2 separate regions of the Homo sapiens genome follow, and region 2 is linked to region 1. A link is a contact called in ENCODE Hi-C or POLR2A ChIA-PET data. All regions are on one chromosome and are shown on one strand. The core of a region is the stretch at or near the end of the contact, and the rest is flanking DNA. Distances in the headings are between cores, read along the strand shown. Region 1 has its middle 29 kb from the start of LINC03129. Region 2 has its middle 24 kb from the start of ASL.

Region 1 (4,620 bases), core at 272-2,771:
AACATAGACGTGGGTTCCTTATATGCTTCCTCTATCAGCTGGTACATTATTAAATGTTGTCACTACATTGTGCTAGAGGGACTTTGTAAGAGGCTGTTCTTTCTGATTGTAGTGTGTCAATCTCCACAGCCACTGAGCTTGTCCAGCACTGGGCTCCTGCCCTGCACGGTGCTCAGCAGCACCCAGTGACCAGCAGTTTCTCTGAACCTGCATGGGTGGTTTTGTAGTGAGACAACTGTTCATTCATAGCTTAATCTAGCACCATAGAAGGCAGATTTTCAGCAAATTCCAGAGGGCAGATTGCTAGCATGTTCCACCATGTGGTAATGCAGCAATTCTGCCATTGAATTACCCATGACTGTGCCCTCTCCAAGGGTGACTGGATCTCAGCCCTAGTGAAGAGTCCCTTTCTTGGTCACTCCATCTCATCATAGGGACAGTAGGGGCAGTTACTGTTCATTGTATCAGCTGGTCCTATACTTTTTTTTTTTTTTTTTTGAGACAGGGTCTCCCTCTGTTGCCCAGGCTAAAGCACAGTGACGAAATCATAGCTCACTGCAGCCATGACCTCCCTGGCTCAAGCAATACTCCCACCTCAGCCTCCCAAGTAGCTAGGACTACAGGTGTGCACCACCACACCTGGCTATTTTTTTTTTCTTTGGTAGAGACAGGGTCTCACTGTGTTTCCCAGGCTGGTCTCAAACTCCTGGCCTGAAGCAATCCTCCTGCCTTGGCTTTTCATATTACTGGAATTATAAGCATGAGCCACCATGCCTGGCCTCTGATAGTCCTGTGTTCTCTAGAGTTCTTCTTACTTTTTGGTAGCCAATCTCTTATTATGCTGTTGCCCTGTTATAATGAATAATTCTCTGTATTAAATTTTACCACTTTAAACTTTTGAGTGGTTTTTGTCTCCTGATTGGACTCTAATATGCTAAGAAGGGTCCCGGCAGATAGACTCACACAGATGGGATTTGGGCATAGGTTTGGTTATCCAAGGGACCATGCTGAGCTCCTTGCCAATGGGAAATGGGATGCTGGTGATTTCCAGGAAGTGACCTCACAGTTTTCTTGGGGGACTTTACTGGTCCTTCTTCAGGAAACCCTGTCCTTACCCCCATCATCACTCTTTCACTCTCGTCTTTACTCATCTTTAGCCTCAGCCGAGATGTCTCACCCCACTCTCTCTGATGCAACAAGAAGCCCCTGGGGAACGTTTCAGTCCCACTCTGTACTTCTGTCACATGCTCATCACAGTCTGGTAAGTGCTGGCATACGATTCCTAGATTAGTACATTTTGCATTGCTATAAGGAAACACCTGAGGCTGGGTACTTTATAAAGAAAAACAGTTTATTTGGCTCACAGTTCTGCAGACTATACAAGTAGCATGGTGCCAGGCTGGGCACAGTGGCCCACACCTGTAATCCCAGCACTTTGGGACGCTGAGGCAGGAGGATTGCTTGAGCCCCGAAGTTTGAAACCAGCCTGGGAAACATGGTGAGACATTGTCTCTACTAAAAAAAAAAAAAAAATCAGCCAGGCATGATGGTGCACTGATGCATGCCTAATGCATGCCTATGGTCCCAGCTACTTGGGAGGCTAAGGTAAAAAGATCTCTTTAGCCCAGGAGGTCAGGGTTGCAGTGAGCCATAATTACACCACTGCTCTCTAACCTGAGTGTCAGAGTGAGACCCTGTCTCAGAAAAAAAAAAGCATAGTGCCAGCATCTGCTGGTGAGGACCTCAGGAGGTTTCCACTCATGGTAGAAGGAGAAGGAGGAGCCGGCACGTCACTTGGTGAGAAGACGGAGCAAGGGAGAGGGGAGGAGGTGCCAGGCTCTTTAAACAGTTAGCTCTCACATGAACTAGTAGAGAGAGAACTCACTTATTACCATGGGGAGGGCACTAAGCCATTCATGAGGGATCTGCCCCCATGACCCACACACCTCTCACCAGGCACCATCTCCAACATTAGGGATTTAATTTCAATATGAGAATTGGAGGAGACAAACATTGAAACTATATCAATTTCCTGCTACCCTATAAGCTCTGTGAGGGCAGAAACTCTTACACCTTGTTCACTGCTGTTTCCTGGGCACCTATTATAGTGCCTGGTATGTAGTAGGTGCTCAAGAAATATTTGTTAGAGCCTGATGTGTTGGCTCAAGCCTGTAATTCCAGCACTTTGGGAGGAGGGGGCCAGGGGATTGCTTGTGCCCAGAAGTTGAAGACCAACCTGGGCAACATAGTGAGAACCTGTCCCTAGAAAAAATAATAAACTGGTTGGGTGCAGTGGCTCGTGCCTGTGATCCCAGCAGTTTGGGAGGCCGATGTGGGTGGATCACCTGAGGTCAGGTGCTCAAGACCGGCCTGGCCAACATGGTGAAACCCCATCTCTACTAAAAATACAAAAATTAGCCAGGAATGGTGGCATACACCTGTAATCCTAGCTACCTGGGAGGCTAAGGCAGGAGAATTGCTTGAACCTGGGAGTTGGAGGTTGCAGTAAGCCGAGATCGCCCCACTGCACTCCAGCCTGGGTGACAGGGTGAGACTTCATCTCAACAACAAAAAAAAAAAAAGAAAGAAAAAGGAAAAATAATATACTTAACCAGTTGTGGTGGTACATGCCTGTAATCCCAACTACTTGGGAGGCTGAGGTGGGAGGATCACTTGATCCCAGAAGATGGAAGCTGCAGTGAGCCATAATCACCCCACTATACTTCAGCCTGTGTGACAGAGGGGGACTCTGTCTCAAAAAAAGTAAAAAAAAAAAAAAAAAAAAATTTGTTGGGGAAAAAAAAAGTGAACAAGAAAAGGTGTCAGGAGAGTACTGTGAATGTGGGTCATGTCAGTAGAGTGTAGGGACTTGGGCAGGAGCAGCTGGACCCCAAGAGTAGATTGGTGGAGACCAGGTCATTCATCCTAAGCAGTTTGCCTTGTAGCATGTAGATGAAATATCCCACGTTGGCTGCTGGTGACTGAACTGGGCTTCCTGTTTCTGTGTTTGGTTTGACCATCACAGTGTTGAAGAACTGTTGAAGTGAATACCTTGCAGTTTGCTACGGTTTCCCCCCTTCTCCCACATTACTCCAGCCTCCTTCCCTCACGTAGGTTGCCTGACCCGCTGATACCTGTGTTTGCTATCCCTGCAGATGGGTGGGTAGGAGGCAATTTAAGGAGGAAGATTTAATATGTGAGTTATAGAAAGATAAATAGACTGGGCACAGTGGCTAAAGCCTATAATCCCAGCACTTTGGGAGGCCAAGGCGGGAGGATTAGTTTGACCCAGGAGTTCAAGACCAGCCTGGGCCACATAGTGAGAACACCCTCTCTACAAAAAATGAAAAAAATTAGCCAGGCATGGTGGCATGCACCTACAATCCCAGCTACTTAGGAGGCTGAAGTGAGAGGATAGCTTGAGTCCAGGAATTGAAAGCCTCAGTGAGCCATGACCTTGCCACTATACTGCAGCCTGGGTGATAGAGTGAGAGACCCTATCTCAGAAAAAAAAAAAGCAAGAGAGAGATAAATAGATCCAGCATTGGTGGGAGTGTGCTTTTGAGTGCTCTTTAGGAGAAAATTTTATTTTAACATTTTTTTCTTCTTTAAATTTTTTATATTCTCTTTTCTTTTTTTTTTTTTTTTTTTTTTTTGAGATGGAGTTTTGCTCTGTCACCCAGGCTGGAGTACAATGGCACAGTCTCAGCTCACTGCAACCTCCACCTCCTGGGTTCAAGCAATTCTCCTGCCTCAGCCTCCTGAGTAGCTGGGACTACAGGCCCGTGCCACCATACCCAGCTAATGTTTGTGTTTTTAGTAGAGACGGGTTTCTCCATGTTGGCCAGGCTGGTCTTGAACTCCTTACCTCGTTATCCATCTGCCTCGGCCCCCCAAAGTGCTGGGATTAGAGGCGTGAGCCACTGTGCCTGGCCAAATTTTTTATATTCTAGCAAACCATTTCTTCAACAAGGAGAAATTAATTTCATCCAAAGAGCCCTAGGAGCAGGGCAGACTCAGAAAATCAGAGGCACTGTACTCAGTTTGAGCAGCTTATATCTTTGGACCGCTAAGTTGGCCAGCATCAGTCTGGGTCCATTCTCTTCTCTTTAATTTCTCAAACACAAAGTGCTCTGCTGGAGTCTGAAGTCAGATATGTAGTAGATCAGCAGTGACTCGGCAGCCTGCTATGTTTTGAGGCCTTACGCTAGGAAATGTGCGGGATACAAAATGTAAGGGAAGGCTGGAATAGAGCATCTCCTGGGGAAACAAGAGCCAGAGATATGGTGTTGCCCCATGGAGACAGCCAGCTGGTGTTTGGCAGTGCTTTGTGGAAAGGCCGTACTTTGGTAAGGTCTCTCCAATCTGGAATGTGGCCTACAATATTATAGGCCCCCAAACTCCAGTTTTGTTTTTTGTTTTTTTTTTTTAAGACAGAGTCTCAGCTCTGTCACCTATGCTGGAGTGCAGTGGTGCGATCTCGGCTCACTGCAACCTCCACCTCCCGGGTTCAACTGATTTTCCTGCCTCAGCCTCCTGAGTAGCTGGGATTGCACACATCCACCACCACACCCAGCTAATTTTTGTATTTTTAGTAGAGATGGGGTTTCACCATGTTGG
Region 2 (4,144 bases), core at 66-2,565, 240 kb after region 1:
AGGAACTTGTTTTGTGGAAGACAGTTTTTCCACTGACTAGGAGGCAGGGAGGTTTCAGGATGGTTTAAGCACATTACATTAAACGTGCACTTTATTTCTATTATGATTACATTGTAATAGATAATGAAATAATTATACAACTCACCATCATGTAGAATCAGTGGGAGCCCTGAGCTTGTTTTCCTGCAACTAGACAGCCCCATCTGGGGGTGATGGGAGATAGTGACAGATCATCAGACATTAGATTCTCATAAAGAGCCCACAACCTAGATCCCGTGCATGCGCTGTTCACAATAGGGTTTACGCTCCTATGAGAATCTAATGCTGCCACTGATCTGACAGGAGGCAAAGCTCATGTGGGAGTGTGAGCAATGGGGAGCTGCTGTAAATACAGAAGAAGCTTTGCTCGCTCGACTACCACTCACCTCTTGCTGTGCGACATGGTTCGTAGCAAGCCACAGACTAGTACTGGTTTGTGGTTCAAGGTTTGGGGACCCTTCTTCTAACCTATAAAATTTTAAGACAATAAATTTGTGGGGTTTTGTGCAGCAGTTTGTTACTGCAGTAAGAGAAAATCAGTACATTCCCGTATATATCTGTTGTTCTGTGCAGTCTGTCTCCTGCTCACTCAGGGTCCAAGGTTACAAAATGCTGCTTCTCCAGGTCCGTCCCCACCTTTTCTGCAGGAGGCTGAGTACCTCTCAGATACCTCCTAGATAGATCCAGGTGTCTCAAAGTATGATATGCACACACACACACACACACACACACGCATGCACGAGCACCCCCAGAGTCTGTGCCCCCAATGGTGGCTGCCACCAGCCTCTGCAGTAGGGGCTGCTATCTTGCTGCGGCAGGCCAGGCTGCTGTTATTCCTGCGCCCTGAGGCATGGCCTCCTGCCTGACACGATTTCTGCAGATGCCTTGAGATGCTTTAATTTATTATTATCTTCATTCTCTGGCTGCTGGAGTCCATGGGGCCTTGTAGGGGGACAATCAGAGTGACAGTCACAGTGTCCCACTCAGGACTGCCCCTTGGACCTTCCAACCAAGCAGGAACCTTAACTCTGCCTTAACTTCCTTGGGAGGAAGGACTGTGTCCTGGAGGCTCCATGGTCCTGAGGGGGCCTGCTCTCCACTCCCAACCCAGCCCTCCAGGCAGGCCTGTCTCCTGGGGCCTCTGCTGTAGGCTTTTTCCCATAAACATACACAGTCCCCAGAAAAGTGCTTGAGATAGTGCTTGGCGCTTAGTAAACACTGCATAAGAATGCTTATTGGCCAGATGCCATGCCTATGCCTGTCACCCCAGCACTTTGGAAGGCCAAAGTGGGAGGATTGCCTAAGCCCAGGAATTCAAGACCAGATGGTGCAACACAGTGAGACCATGTCTCTACAAAAAATTAGCCAGGCAGGGTGGCATGTGCCTGTAGTCCCAGCTATTCAGTAGGCTGAGGCGGAAGAACCACCTGAGCCTTAAGGTTTGAGGTTACAGTGAGCAACACTGCACTCCAGTCTGGGTGACAGAGGGAGATACTGTCTCTTTAAAAAAAAGAAAAAGAAAAGGCCGGGCGCCATGGCTCACGCCTGTAATCCTACCACTATGGGAGGCCTAGGCAGGCAGATTGCCTAAGCTCAGGAGTTCGAGACCAGCCTGAGCAACACAGTGAAACCCCATCTCTACTAAAATACAAAAAAAAAAAAAAAAAAAAAAAAAAGGGGCCAGGCGTAGTGCCCGAGCATTTTGGGAGGCCGAGCCAGGTGGATCACCTGAGGTCAGGAGTTTGAGACAAACCTGAACAACATAGTGAAACCTTGTCTCTACTGAAAATGCAAAAATTAGCTGGGCGTGGTGGCACTTGCCTGTAATCCCAGCTACTCAGGAGGCTGAGGCAGAAGAATCACTTGAACCTGGGAGGTGGAGGCTGCAGTGAGCTGAGATCATGCCACTGCACTCCAGCCTGGGTGACAGAGCAAGACTCCATCTCAAAAAAAAAAAAAAAAAAAAAAAAAATTACAGTGGCTCACGCCTGTAATCACAGCACTTTGGGAGGCCAAAGTGGGCGGATCACCTGAGGTCAGGAGTTCGACACCAGCCTTGCTAACATGGTGAAACCCCCGTTTTACTAAAAATACAGAAAATTAGCAGGGCATGGTGGCTTATGCCTATAATCCCAGCTACTCGGGAGGCTGAGGCAGGAGAATCACTTGAACCCAGAAGGTGGAGGTTGCAGTGAGCTGAAATTGTGCCACTGCATTCCAGCTTGGGCAACAAGAGTGAACCTCCATCTCAAAAAAAAAAAAAGTGCTTATTAATAAATCCCGGCCGGACACAGTGGCTCACACCTGTAATCCCAGCACTTTGGGAGCCCAGGGCGAGCAGATCACCAGAGGTCAGGAGTTTGAGACCAACCTGGCCAACATGGTGAAACCCCATCTCTGCTAAAAATACAAAAAATAGTCAGGTGTGGTGGTGGTTTCCTGTAATCCCAGCTACTTGGGAGGCTGAGGCAGGAGAATCACTTGAACCTGGGAGGTGGAGGTTGCAGTGACCCGAGACTGTGCTTCTGCACTCCAGCCTGGGTGACAGAGCAACACTATGTCTCAAAACAAAACAAAAACAAAACAAAACAAAAACCCTTTATATTTTAGTCTAGTATAATTTCTGTAGCACAGGGATTAAGAAAACAAGTCCTGGCCAGGTGGGTGGCTCACACGTGTAATCCCAGCACTGTGGGAGGCCAGGGCGGGCAGGTCACCTGAGGTCAGGAGTTCAAGACCAGCCTGGCCAACATGGTGACATCCCGTGTCTACCAAAAATACAAACATTAGCTGGGCGTGGGGGTAGGAGTCTGTAATCCCAGCTACACAGGAAGCTGAGGTACGAAAATTCCTTGAACCTGGGAAACAGAGGCTGCAGTGAGTTGAGATCACACCACTGCACTCCAGCCTGGGTGACAGAGCGAAACTCTGTCTCCAAAAAAAGAAAAAAAAAGAAAAGAAAAAAGAAATAAATAAACAAAAAGAAATTGACACTTTCGGTCATAAAGCTTGAAACTTACATTTTATTTTACCTGAGTTCCTTCCTCAGGAAAGGATCCCCAGGCCTCTCAAAGTTTATCAAAGAACTGAAACTCACCAGGTCATGGCATCCTGACAATGAGACTCCGGACCCCTCATTCATCATGATTGCTTCCTTACCCCTCCTGAGTTCCTGTATTCCCACACATAGTTGCATTTCTTCCCTGCTGTATAAACCCCTAATTTTAGTAGTCAGGGAGATGGATTTGAGACTGATCTCCCATCTCCTCAGCTGCAGCACCCAATTAAAATCTTCCTTGGCAATAATCACTGTCTCAATGATTGGCTTTCTGTGCGGCCAACAGCTGGAGCTAGGCTGAACTCTACTGCTTTGGTAACACTAAAAGAATGAAATGTGATCATACACACACAGTGGTTCTAAAACATGTCTGCTAATTTCTTTTTTTTGAGACGGAGTCTCTCTCTGTCACCCAGGCTGGAGTGCAGTGGTGTGATCTTGGCTCGCCACAACCTCCACCTCTTGGGGTTGAAGCGATTCTCCTGCCTCAGTCTCCCGACTGGCTGGGATTACAGGCGCCCACCACCAAGCCCAGCTAATTTTTGTATTTTTAGTAGAGACAGGGGTTTCACCATGTTGCTCAGGCTGGTCTCAAACTCCTGACCTTGTGATCCGCCCACCTTGGCCTCCTAAAGTGCTGGGATTACAGGCGTGAGCCATCGCGCCCAGCCCATGTCTGCAAATTCTCTGACACCCCTCATGGAGTGGAGTCTAATTCCTCCTCACCTTGAACATGGTCTGGCTTTCGTGACTCACTTCCTTTTCTTTTGAGACAGTATCTCACTCTGTTTCCCAGGCTGGAGTTCAGTGGTGCAATCACAGCTCACTGCAGCCTCAACCTCCTGGGCTCTGGTGATCCTCCCACCTTAGCCTCCTGAGTAGCTGGGACCATAGGTGCTCACCACCACACCCAGCTGATTTTTATTTTATTTATTTATTTATTTATTTATTTGTTTATTTATTTATTGTTTTTTGAGACAGAGTAATGCTCTTGTTGTCCAGGCTGGAGGGCAATGGCGCGGTCTGAGCTCCCTGCAACCTCTGCCT

The links. Hi-C counts contacts between places; a loop is a spot of excess contacts on that map. ChIA-PET counts read pairs that join two places held with the same protein, here RNA polymerase II (POLR2A). Pooled maps may share reads with other maps.
Region 2: a map with no recorded cell type shows a loop between it and region 1 (2.0-fold over the local background). The contact joins two enhancer-like sites. A Hi-C loop is called at or near these places in 4 of 37 single-sample maps with no recorded cell type and 4 of 50 pooled maps. POLR2A ChIA-PET finds 5 or more read pairs at or near these places in 1 of 52 experiments (WTC11).

What each region holds. Positions count from the first base shown.
Region 1 is chr7:65,808,295-65,812,914 of GRCh38, forward strand. No RefSeq gene overlaps it. Among named protein-coding and RNA genes, the nearest start is that of LINC03129, 29 kb to the right of the region's middle. Within about 2 kb of position 1,522, at least 2 of the 41 ENCODE cell types and tissues checked have a DNase peak (open chromatin) inside an H3K27ac peak, as active enhancers do.
Region 2 is chr7:66,049,881-66,054,024 of GRCh38, forward strand. No RefSeq gene overlaps it. Among named protein-coding and RNA genes, the nearest start is that of ASL, 24 kb to the right of the region's middle. RefSeq lists a silencer at 1,941-2,119. Within about 2 kb of position 1,316, at least 7 of the 41 ENCODE cell types and tissues checked have a DNase peak (open chromatin) inside an H3K27ac peak, as active enhancers do.